Regions from separate parts of the Homo sapiens genome. Here region 1 is linked to region 2. A link is an interaction called in ENCODE POLR2A ChIA-PET data of the cell type or tissue named here. Cell type or tissue: GM12878. All regions are shown on one strand. Links, peaks and the distances in the headings refer to the core of each region. The heading gives the core; the rest is flanking DNA.

Evidence for each region. ChIA-PET counts read pairs that join two places held together with the same protein. Peaks named below come from ENCODE experiments on the same cell type or tissue, not always from the same donor. Only the 100,000 strongest peaks of a DNase experiment are listed, where the experiment ranks them.
Region 1: POLR2A ChIA-PET joins it to region 2 with 7 read pairs; 3 of 35 experiments call an interaction of 5 or more read pairs at or near these places.

The regions. Positions count from the first base shown.
Region 1 is chr16:88,970,053-88,974,052 of GRCh38, reverse strand. All of the region lies in intron 1 of CBFA2T3 (CBFA2/RUNX1 partner transcriptional co-repressor 3), which reads left to right. Among named protein-coding and RNA genes, the nearest start is that of CBFA2T3, 5.2 kb to the left of the region's middle. RefSeq lists enhancers at 663-822, 1,003-1,072, 2,153-2,292. In GM12878, for the core only: no CTCF peak of the experiment used is centred there; a DNase peak (open chromatin) is centred at 2,112; H3K4me3 peaks cover 3,350 bases; H3K27ac peaks cover 4,000 bases.
Region 2 is chr16:88,849,680-88,855,072 of GRCh38, reverse strand. All of the region lies in intron 1 of GALNS (galactosamine (N-acetyl)-6-sulfatase), which reads left to right. Among named protein-coding and RNA genes, the nearest start is that of GALNS, 4.6 kb to the left of the region's middle. RefSeq lists a silencer at 63-132 and an enhancer at 4,730-4,899. In GM12878, for the core only: no CTCF peak of the experiment used is centred there; no DNase peak of the experiment used is centred there.

The DNA.
Region 1 (4,000 bases), core at 1-4,000, 120 kb before region 2:
ACCTCCATGGGGGAGAAACTGAGTCAGGCCTGCCTGGTGTCACCTTAGAGGGACGACGTGGGATCTCGGGGAGGTGGTGAGCACTATCAGTGGAGGGGTGCAGGCAAAGGCGGGCGGGTGTTATGGGGACCGGGCAAGGCGGGAGATGTTATGGGGACCGGGCAAGGCGGGCAGATGTTATGGGGACTGGGCAGATGCTGTGAAGGCACCATCCGTGCAGGAAGCTTGAGCCCTGGCTGGAGCCCACCTGGCAAAGGGGTCACGTCCAGAGCCTGCGGTCAGCCTGGGCTCCCTCTACCCGACCTTGCCCTTGGGGCTGGGCTTTGCCACCACTCACTCTCCATCCTCCATCCCCTCAAGTGGCCATCCAGGCCCAGCTGTCCTCTGGAATGTTGTGGGTCTGGAACGTCCTGGGTCCAGAATGTTCTGGGTCCGGAATGTTCTGGGTTTGGAATGTTCTGGGTCCGGAATATTCTGCATTGGAAGGTTCTGGGTCTGGAATGTTCTGGGTCTGGATTGCCCTCCCCGGGTGTTTCTATCTCCTGGGGCTGCAGTAAGGATGGGCTGCAAGCTGGCTGGGGGCTCAGAACAACAGAGGCTTCTGTTCTCACAGTGCCGCAGGCTGGAAGTCCGAAACTAAGGCGTCAGATGGCCGTGCTCCTCCAGGTCCTGCCTTCTCCAGGTCCTGCTGGTCCCAGGTGTTCCTGGGCTGTGGCCGCCGTGCCGCAGCCACTACCTCTGTCTTTGCAAGGCCGTCTCCTCCCTCCCAAATCTTCCTCTGCCTCCTTCTTCTAAGGCCCAGCCCACCCTAGGCCAGAGCTCCAGCCACTCACTCTGCACTCCAGGCGGTGGGACACAGGGAGGCACTGGAGAGGCTGCAGGCAGCCCCGGTTATGGGAGGTGCCCCATCAAGGGGGCGCGGTGGGAGGGGGAGTGGACATGAGCAGCCGGGCGGTCTCAGCCCGACTCCTCCTTCAGCCGCAGGCCCTGTGTCTGCTGGGCTTTGGAGCTGGTGGATCATGCAGAGCTCGGCCAGGGTGTCTGTGGGCTCCAGCCAGAGGCAGGGAGGTCAGTGTGTGCATGACAAGACGTCTGAGGCCACAGACAGACAGACAGGCAGCCCCAAGGGTGCCTGCAAAGGGGCCGGATGGTAGCTGTCAGACCTGTGTCTGTGAGCAAAGTGCCATCACAGCCATCATCCCAAGGTCCCCAGCACCCTCAGACCTCACCTCCCGCCTCCTGTCCCCCCTTTTGTTGACCACATGGTGTTGGGGGGCTCCATGTCGGGGAGCCAGCCTGGGAGTGCTGCTGTTACTGCTATCACAGAAGAAGAGACTGAGGTTCTGAGAGGCACACAGCAGGCTCTGCTGACCCTGTGGGGCAGAGGCAGATGGGCTGGAGATGTGAGGATCTTGCTGCTGTGAAATCAGACTGACCGTGGAGTCCAGCCCCAGGCTCGGAGGGAAGCTTGCCCTGGAATCCCTCCTGGGTCAGTCATGGCAGAAAGCCAGCAGCATCGCAAGGGGACAGGGCTGCCAGTGCATGGACAGCTCCATGAGGGAGGATTTACGAAGGTCAGACAGAGGCGGCAGAGTGCAGAGCTCTGGGGCCAGAGGGTGAAGAGGAATGGATGAGCTAGTAATAGAGAGAGGGGCATCCACAGAGGCAGGAAGTCCTCAGGAGAGTGGACGGTGGGACAAAGCCTGACTCCCCCCCAACTATCTCCCCACCGGAGGCTCCACTGGCACAGAGCAGGGAGCAGGGGCTCTGGGCACGTCCTCACTGCCAGGTGCAGCCAGCTTTCCAGGTCCCATAAGTGCACCTCCCTCCCTCCCTCCCCAGTAAGCGTGGCACTGCTTCCCTGAGGCCTCAGTGGCTGCTGGAATGCTCCGCTCCTTCCCCATACCAGCCCATCCCCACACACAAGGACAGCAACCAGCCATGTCCTCCTGTCCAGCAGAAAGACCTTGAATCAGCACCTAGGAAGACAGGGGCGGTGCCTAGGGTCAGGGTGCAATCCGGGCCAGCTTCCTGGAGGAAGTGGCCCCATGGGGGCGGCTCTAGGAGGCCACTCTTTAGGCGAAGACAACTTTCACTTCTCACCACATGTGGACCGAGAAGCAGTGCGTCCCGTTAACCTGCCTGGGCGCTGGGCAGGGGTTTTCCGGCACTTTCACTTCCGTGACTGCAGTTGACCGGGGAGGCGCAGGCAGGAAGAGCGGCCTCAGGGAGAGGCCGATTGGTCACAGCTGAGCCAGGACTCGCCGGCCAGTGCTCCTCCGAGGAGACGTCGGCCAGGGGCAGCTGGAGAGAAGCAGGGAAAAGAGAGGCCTGTCTGAGGGCCGCCCACCCACCCTTTGAAGGAACTCCAGCTGGGAGCTGTGGACTGGGTCACTCAGGTCGACTGTTACAAAGCCAGAGGCCGGCCTGCAGCAGGCGCCAATGAAGTTCTCAGCACAAAACCCCCAAGTCCACCCCCAGGACGGCCGCTCCCAGGCCTGTCGGGCAGTTGCCCAGGACACAGGTCCACAGCGGGGACCCCACCGAGGGGCTTCCTCTCCCAGCTCTGCCCACCCCAGGCCCCAGGCAGCTCTCTCAGGTGGGCAGAGAGTGGCTGGGTCACCATGTCATTTGAAAAATCAAGGCCAGGTGCCGTGACTCATGCCTGTAATCCTAGCACTTTGGGAGGCCGAGGCAGGCGGATCACTTGAGGCCAGGATTCCGAGACCAGTCTGGCCAACATGGCAAAACCCTGCCTCTAGTAAATATACAAAAATTAGCTGAGTGTGGTAGTGGGTGCTTGTAATCCCAGCTACTCGGGAGGCTGAGGCGGGAGAATCGTGTGAACCCAGGAGGCAGAGGTTGCAGTGAGCCAAGATTGCGCCCCTGCACTCCAGCCTGGATGACAGAGGGAGACCGTGTCTTTAAAAAAAAAGGAAAATTGAGTTGATGAAAACACGTCAGCCACATCACACCTGCGCACACCCACGGCCCAGCCCTCCCGGCCCGACCCCACCGCGTCGGCCTCCGGCACTCACAGCCCCGGCTGCCTGGCGGCTCCACAAGCCTCCCGAGCCCGTGCCTGTGCTATGCCCTCGCCGAGGAGCCCCCTCCCGACCGACCTCCTTCCCTCGGTGTTCCTCTCCTTCAATCTGTCACCCCATGAGAAAAACCAGCTGCCCCCTTACGTACTACTCATCCCCCGGCCCCCAGCGTCGGCTGCACGAGACAGGGGCTCTGGTGCCTGCTTGCAGCAGGGCCCTCAGCAGACGGTGCTGGCCCAGGAGGGTGCTGAGCCCTGGAAGGCGTGAGTCTATTCCATCTCCAGGCGAGGCGAGGCCTCCGTGCTCCTGGTCCTTCAGTTGTTACTTGGCTGTGTGCATCCTGCTGGTGCTGAGGCAGGGACTGGCTCCACAGTTTTCCCAGGAACTCAGGCCCTGTGGCCCCGGAGGGAAGGGGCAGACGGCAATCCCTTCCCGGCTTTCACCCGGCAACACTTCAAGGGCATCGCTGACCTCAGATGAGGACACAAATCAGAAAGGTCAGGAAACCAGCCGAGCTCACACAGCGGGGCTGGGGTGGGCCACGTCCTCCCAGGCTGTGCATCTCTGCCAGGGACCCTCCCAGAGGCAAGGCAGCTGAGGTCGCATCTCAGGAGAGGGACCCCACTGCACGCCCTGCTCTGAGACGAGAGCCGCGCCCTCAGCTGAGCCCCTCCGAACCCACCTCTCCGTCTCCTTGCTTCACCTGAGGAAGCCCCACGCAGGTGCTGCCTGACACCCGCGTCGCCGACCCCTGGATCAAGCACATCCTGACACCCAGCTGATCACACAGCAAGGCTGCCGGCTTGGGGCCGCCGCCACCGCCTCCTGGAGTGAAATCCTCTCTCGGCCCAGGACAGCTGCAGAGCAGCCGTTTCACTGGCAGCTTTTGGAGAGTGGGCCAACCCCTCCCCCAGGCCTGCCTCCCACTGACGTGAATTTCCATCAGCTTTTCCAGG
Region 2 (5,393 bases), core at 109-4,108:
GGACTCACCCTACGTTTCCATAGGACAGCAAGGGTTCAGGCCGTGCAGGGTGGAGGGGTGGGGTGTGGCCACCGGGGCACATGTGGGGGAGGGTGACAGGAAGCCCCGCCCACCTGGGCACCTGTTCTGTGGCCTCCACTGTGTGGCTTGTGGGGTCGTTTGGCAGCTGACGCCTAAAGAACCCCAGAGGAGCTGTGTCCTGGCCGGTAGGTGTACTTGTAAGGACTTTCTGATGCAGACAGCAGAAGATGAAGTCAAAGTGACAAGCAACAGTGGGGATTCCCTGGCCCTCCTGAGTCGACAGACCAGGGCCGCCTGGCGAGTTTCCCCTTTCGTGGCTCTGCTGCCTCTGAACTGGCCACATCCTCACTCAGCCTGTGATGGTCCTAGGTGACTCCAAGTCACCCCTGCAGTCAGCAGACCCAGTGGGAGGTTGGCTCTGCCCGTGTCATGTTAGCGTGATGTGGGTCTCAGCCCTGCGCCAAGCACACTGGGGGAGGGGCACATGCTGACCTGTCCAGCCCAGGCCTCGGAGCCTCGGGCCTACCCCAGAAGGGAGACTGCCCCTGATCATCTCATCTGCCTGGACCCAGCAGAGAGGGGGTTCCCTGAAGGGCCCATGGTGCAGCTGCCAGGACAGGGCAGGGATGCTGGCAGGTGAGAGCCACAGAAGCTCACAGTGGAGCCCCGAGGTGCCCTGACGTGGCCCAGGGTGCAAGGGGGTCCTCACAGGCTGTCTTCTCTCCTTGGAGTCCGGGGCTTCCTCCGCAGCCCTGTCCACACCTCTTCCTGCACTGCAGACCGGTTGTTTCTGCCAGGGCGCTGGCGTCTGAACCTGCAACAGGTCATTCGGCCTCTGGCATGACATGGGATGGCTTGATGACCCACAGCTCTGGGCCCAGCACCACTTGAGGACGAGTGTGCATGTCTCAAGTTCAGATTTTGGAGCATGGCCCTCCAGGGACCGGCTGCCTCCAGCCCAGTCTCCCCCTATCCAGTCCTCTGTGGCTGGGCAGTGGGGGGCCTGGGCCCCCCTTTCGTCTAAGCAAGTGCAGTTTCAGAAAAGGGTTGTCCCCAAAACTAGCTTATTGCACCCCTCATGGCCAGAAGCCACTCTCCAACTGGTCACACTGACCCGGGAGAGAACCATTGCCCCCAGAGTCGGGACCAGAAGGGGAAGCTGGGACTCAGGGGTGAGAGCAGCTGGCAAGAGCCCCCACCTGTCCAGGGGGAGCTGAGCCGGGCAAGGACGGGTCTACCTGCACTCCCCAGGGCTGCCCTGCCCTGGCCTTTCACTGACCCACGGTCCAGCGCGGCCTGGCTTCGTAGTACCCTGGGCACCTGCTGCGTGAGTGAGGAAACCTGCGTGGCCCACTCTGCTCTCCAGGGCTTCTGGGGCCTTGGAGACAGGTGAGACCCAGTGACAAGTTCCACTCTGGCCCACACACAGCTCCTGCCTCCCAGGGCGAGCAGCACTCTGTGTCTCCACTCCTTATTTGGAAAATAGGGTTAAGGAGGGTCAGCCCTGACCACAGAGGAAGTGGAGAGTCAGGGCCACCCAGGCCAGCTCCTGTTGCCACAGCAGCCTCGTCGAGCCACCAGAGTCCGGGGAGGGTTGCTCAGTGCCCCTCGTTTGAAACAGACAAGCACTGGCCTGCTCGTCTTCATAATAATCCCATAGCAACCAGTAGGAATGGAAACTGCGTTTCTTAAAACTCTGAAATTCTGAAGGATACTGATCCATGGCTCACAGCTGTGCTCGCTGAACGTGGACAATCATTTGGGGGCTTTTAGGCCTTTTTTTTTTTTTTTTTTTTTTTTGAGATGGAGTCTCACTCTGGTCACCCAGGCTGGATTGCAGTGGTGTGATCTCAGCTCACTGCAACCTCCGTCTCCCAGGTTCAAGCAATTCTCCTGCCTCAGCCTCCCGAGTAGCTGGGACTACAGGCTCCCACCACCGTGCCCAGCTAATTTTTGTATTTCTAGTGGAGACGGGGTTTCACCATATTGGCCAGTCTGGCCTGAAACTCCTGACCTCAGGTGATCTGCCTGCCTCAGCCTCCCAAAGTGCTGGGATTACAGGCATGAGCCACCACACCCAGCCAGGACTTTTTTTTTGAGACAAGGTCTGGCTCTGTCACCCAGGCTGGAGTGCAGTAGCTCGATCACAGCTCACTGCAGCCTCAAACTACTGGGCTCAAGCAATTTTCCTGCCTCAGCCTCCTGAGTAGCTGGGATTATAGCCGCCCATCACCACACTCGGCTAATTAATTTGATCTTCAATCACTGATACCCTTTCTTCCACTAGATCGAATCGGCTACTGAAGCTTGTGCATGCGTCACGTAGTTCTGGTGCCATGGTTTTCAGCTCCATCAGGTCATCTAAGGTCTTCTCTACACTGTTGATTCTAGTTAGCCATTCGTCTCATCTTTTTTCAAGGTTTTTAGCTTCCTTACCATGGATTCAAACATCTTCCTCTAGTTCGGAGAAGTTGGTTATTACCGACTTTCTGAAGCCTACTTCTGTCAGCTCGTCAGAGTCATTCTCTGTCCAGCTTTGTTCCCTTGCTGGCGAGGAGCTGCGATCCTTTGGAGGAGAAGAGGTGCTCTGGTTTTTAGAATTTTCAGCTTTTCTGCTCTGGTTTCTCCCCATCTTTGTGGTTTTATCTGCCTTTGGTCTTTGATGCTGGTGGCCTAAAGATGGGGTTTTGGCGTAGATGTCCTTTTTGTTGATGTTGATGCTATTCCTTTCTGTTTGTTAATTTTCCTTATAAGAGTCAGGTCCCTCAGCTGCAGGTCTGTTGGAGTTTGCTGAAGGTCCACTCCAGACCCTGTTTGCCTGGGTATCACCAGTGGAGGCTGCAGAACAGCAACTATTGCAGAATAGTAAATATTGCTGCCTGATCCTTCTTCTGGAAGCTTTGTCCCAGAGGGGCACCTGCCTGTATGAGGTGTCAGTGGGCCCCTACTGGGAAGTATCTCCCAGTTAGGCTACACGGGGGTCAGGGACCCACTTGAGGAGGCAATGTGTCCGTTCTCAGAGCTCAAACACTGTGCCGGGAGAACCACTGCTCTCTTCAGAGCTGTCAGACGGGGACGTTTAAGTCTGCCGAAGTTTCTGCTGCCTTTTGTTCAGCTATTCCCTGCTCCTAGAGGTGGGGTCTACAGAGGCAGCAGGCTTTGCAGAGCTGCGGTGGGCTCTGCCCGGTTCGAGCTTCCCTGCCGCTTTGTTTACCTACTCAAGCCTCAGCAATGGCGGACGCCCCTCCCCAGGCAGGCTGCCACCTCGCAGGTGGATCTCAGACTGCTGTGCTAGCAGTGAGCAAGGCTCCGTGGGCATGAGACCCTCCGAGCCAGGCCCGGGATATAATCTCCTGGTGTGTCGTTAGCTAAGACCGTTGGAAAAGCGCACTATTTGGGCGGGAGTGTCCTGATTTTCCAGGTGCAGTCTGTCACGGCTTCCCTTGGCTAGGAAAGGGAAATCCCCCAACCCCTCGCACTTCCTGAGTGAGGCGATGCCCCACCCTGCTTCGGCTCACCCTCCATGGGCTGCACTCACTGTCCAACCAGTCCCAGTAGGATGAACCAGGCACCTCAGTTGGAAATGCAGAAATCGCCGTCTTCTGCGTCAATCACGCTGGGAGCTGCAGCCCGGAGCTGTTCCTATTCAGCCATGTTGGAACGGAATCCCCACACCCGGCTAATTAAAAAAAAAGTTTTTTTTAGTGACAGTGTCTGTCTGTGAGACCCAGGTTGGTCTTGACTTCCTGAGCTCAAGCGATCCTCCCTCCTCAGCCTCCCAAAGTGTTGGGATAACAGACGTGAACCACTGGATCCAGCCCTTTTAGGACTTTTAAGGGAGAGAAGAAAGGTGGTTCCTGCCCGTGGTGCCCTGTGGGGGTTTTAGATGTTCAATGGTAACCTGCTCACTCTGCAGGGAGGCTGTCCACACCTGCTTTTCATAGCCAAGAAAGGCGCCGATAAATAATGAAAGAACAGGGTCAGCAGATGAGAGCTGGCCCAGCAGCCTGGGACGCTGTCCTCAGAAGGCCCACGTGTGGGACGTTGCCCTCGGCTGGTCAGAAGGCACATGTGTGGGAGGTTTTTGCCCTCGGCTGGCGTCTGGGAACAGGAGGTCCCCCCGCTGTTCGCTGATAGGAGCAGCTCACCTTGCCACACTGTTTTTGCACATGCCACGATTTATGCCCAGCATCCTCCTTCTGGGCATAAAGAGTCTCGGCACATGCCAGGCAGAGGCGGCCGCACTGCCAGCCTAGGCAAAAGCCCTGGGAACTGAGTCTCGCACAGCTTCCCCGTCAGCATCCCGCACCTGTGCTCGCAGCCCGAGCGTCCCGTGTGGCTCCGCCTGGGGAGGGTTCCACGCTGCGGCTGGTCTCCCCGGCCCCGCCCGCACCTTCTCCCCTGGCTGATGCCCTCCCCGTTGTAAGTCATGGCAGTGAGTAGGACTGTCGCCAAGACCTGGGACTCCTCCCAGCGAGAGTGCTCCCTTGCGGTATCTTCTGAGTCAGTGGTGAGCGTGGAGCCCCCTCCCTCAAGCCCTGGGACTCCTCCCCGCAGTATTTTCTGGTGAGTGATGAGCGTGGAGCCCACTCCCTTTACAGCATTTTCCGCTGCATCCATTCATGTTATTTGTGGCCTGGAACAGGTAGGAGGATGACCCAGGTGAGCACAAGCAGATCCGGACGCAGCTCTGCTGACTGCCGACCTTCTGGGGAGGCCAGACCCGCCTCGGGAAGCCTCAGGACGCAGCCTGCAGGGAGGGTCGGGCACATGGCACCCAGTATTCAGATGTGCGGCCTCACTCCCAGCCCGAAGGGAGCCCAGCAGTGGTCCTGGGCATGGGCAGACAGTGTAACGGGCGAAACATACTGCTCCCTCCCATCCCAGGCCTTGTGCCCCCGGCCCACCTGCCATTCTGTACTCTCCCACCTGGACTGGAGACAGCAGGAAGTGCAGAAGCCACCTGAGAGGATGAATCTGCACTCGGGGAGGTGGAGGGCAAGGAGCTTTGGGCGTGTGTGGCCAGTCCCCCTCAGGCTGGCCTCAGGGAGCTGTACCGTCCCAGCCTGCACTGCAGGTTTCTGCTGCCTCAGTGGGATGCACCTCACCCTGACATGGGCGCATTCGCCCACTGTGACTAGGTGCCACTGAGCCCAAGGTCCCTTCTCAGCCCATGAGCAGCTCTGCGGGCGTCCTGCCCCCTGTCCTCCCACCTCCCTTTCTTCCTCATCAGCTTCAGGGGACACCTCTCTCTAGGTCCTCCTTTCATTCCAGCCTCCATTGTCCTCAGAAAAGCCATTTCAGTGACTTCAAAATAAACCATCTCAGGGCTGGGCGTGGTGGCTCACACCTGGGATCTCAGCACTTTGGGA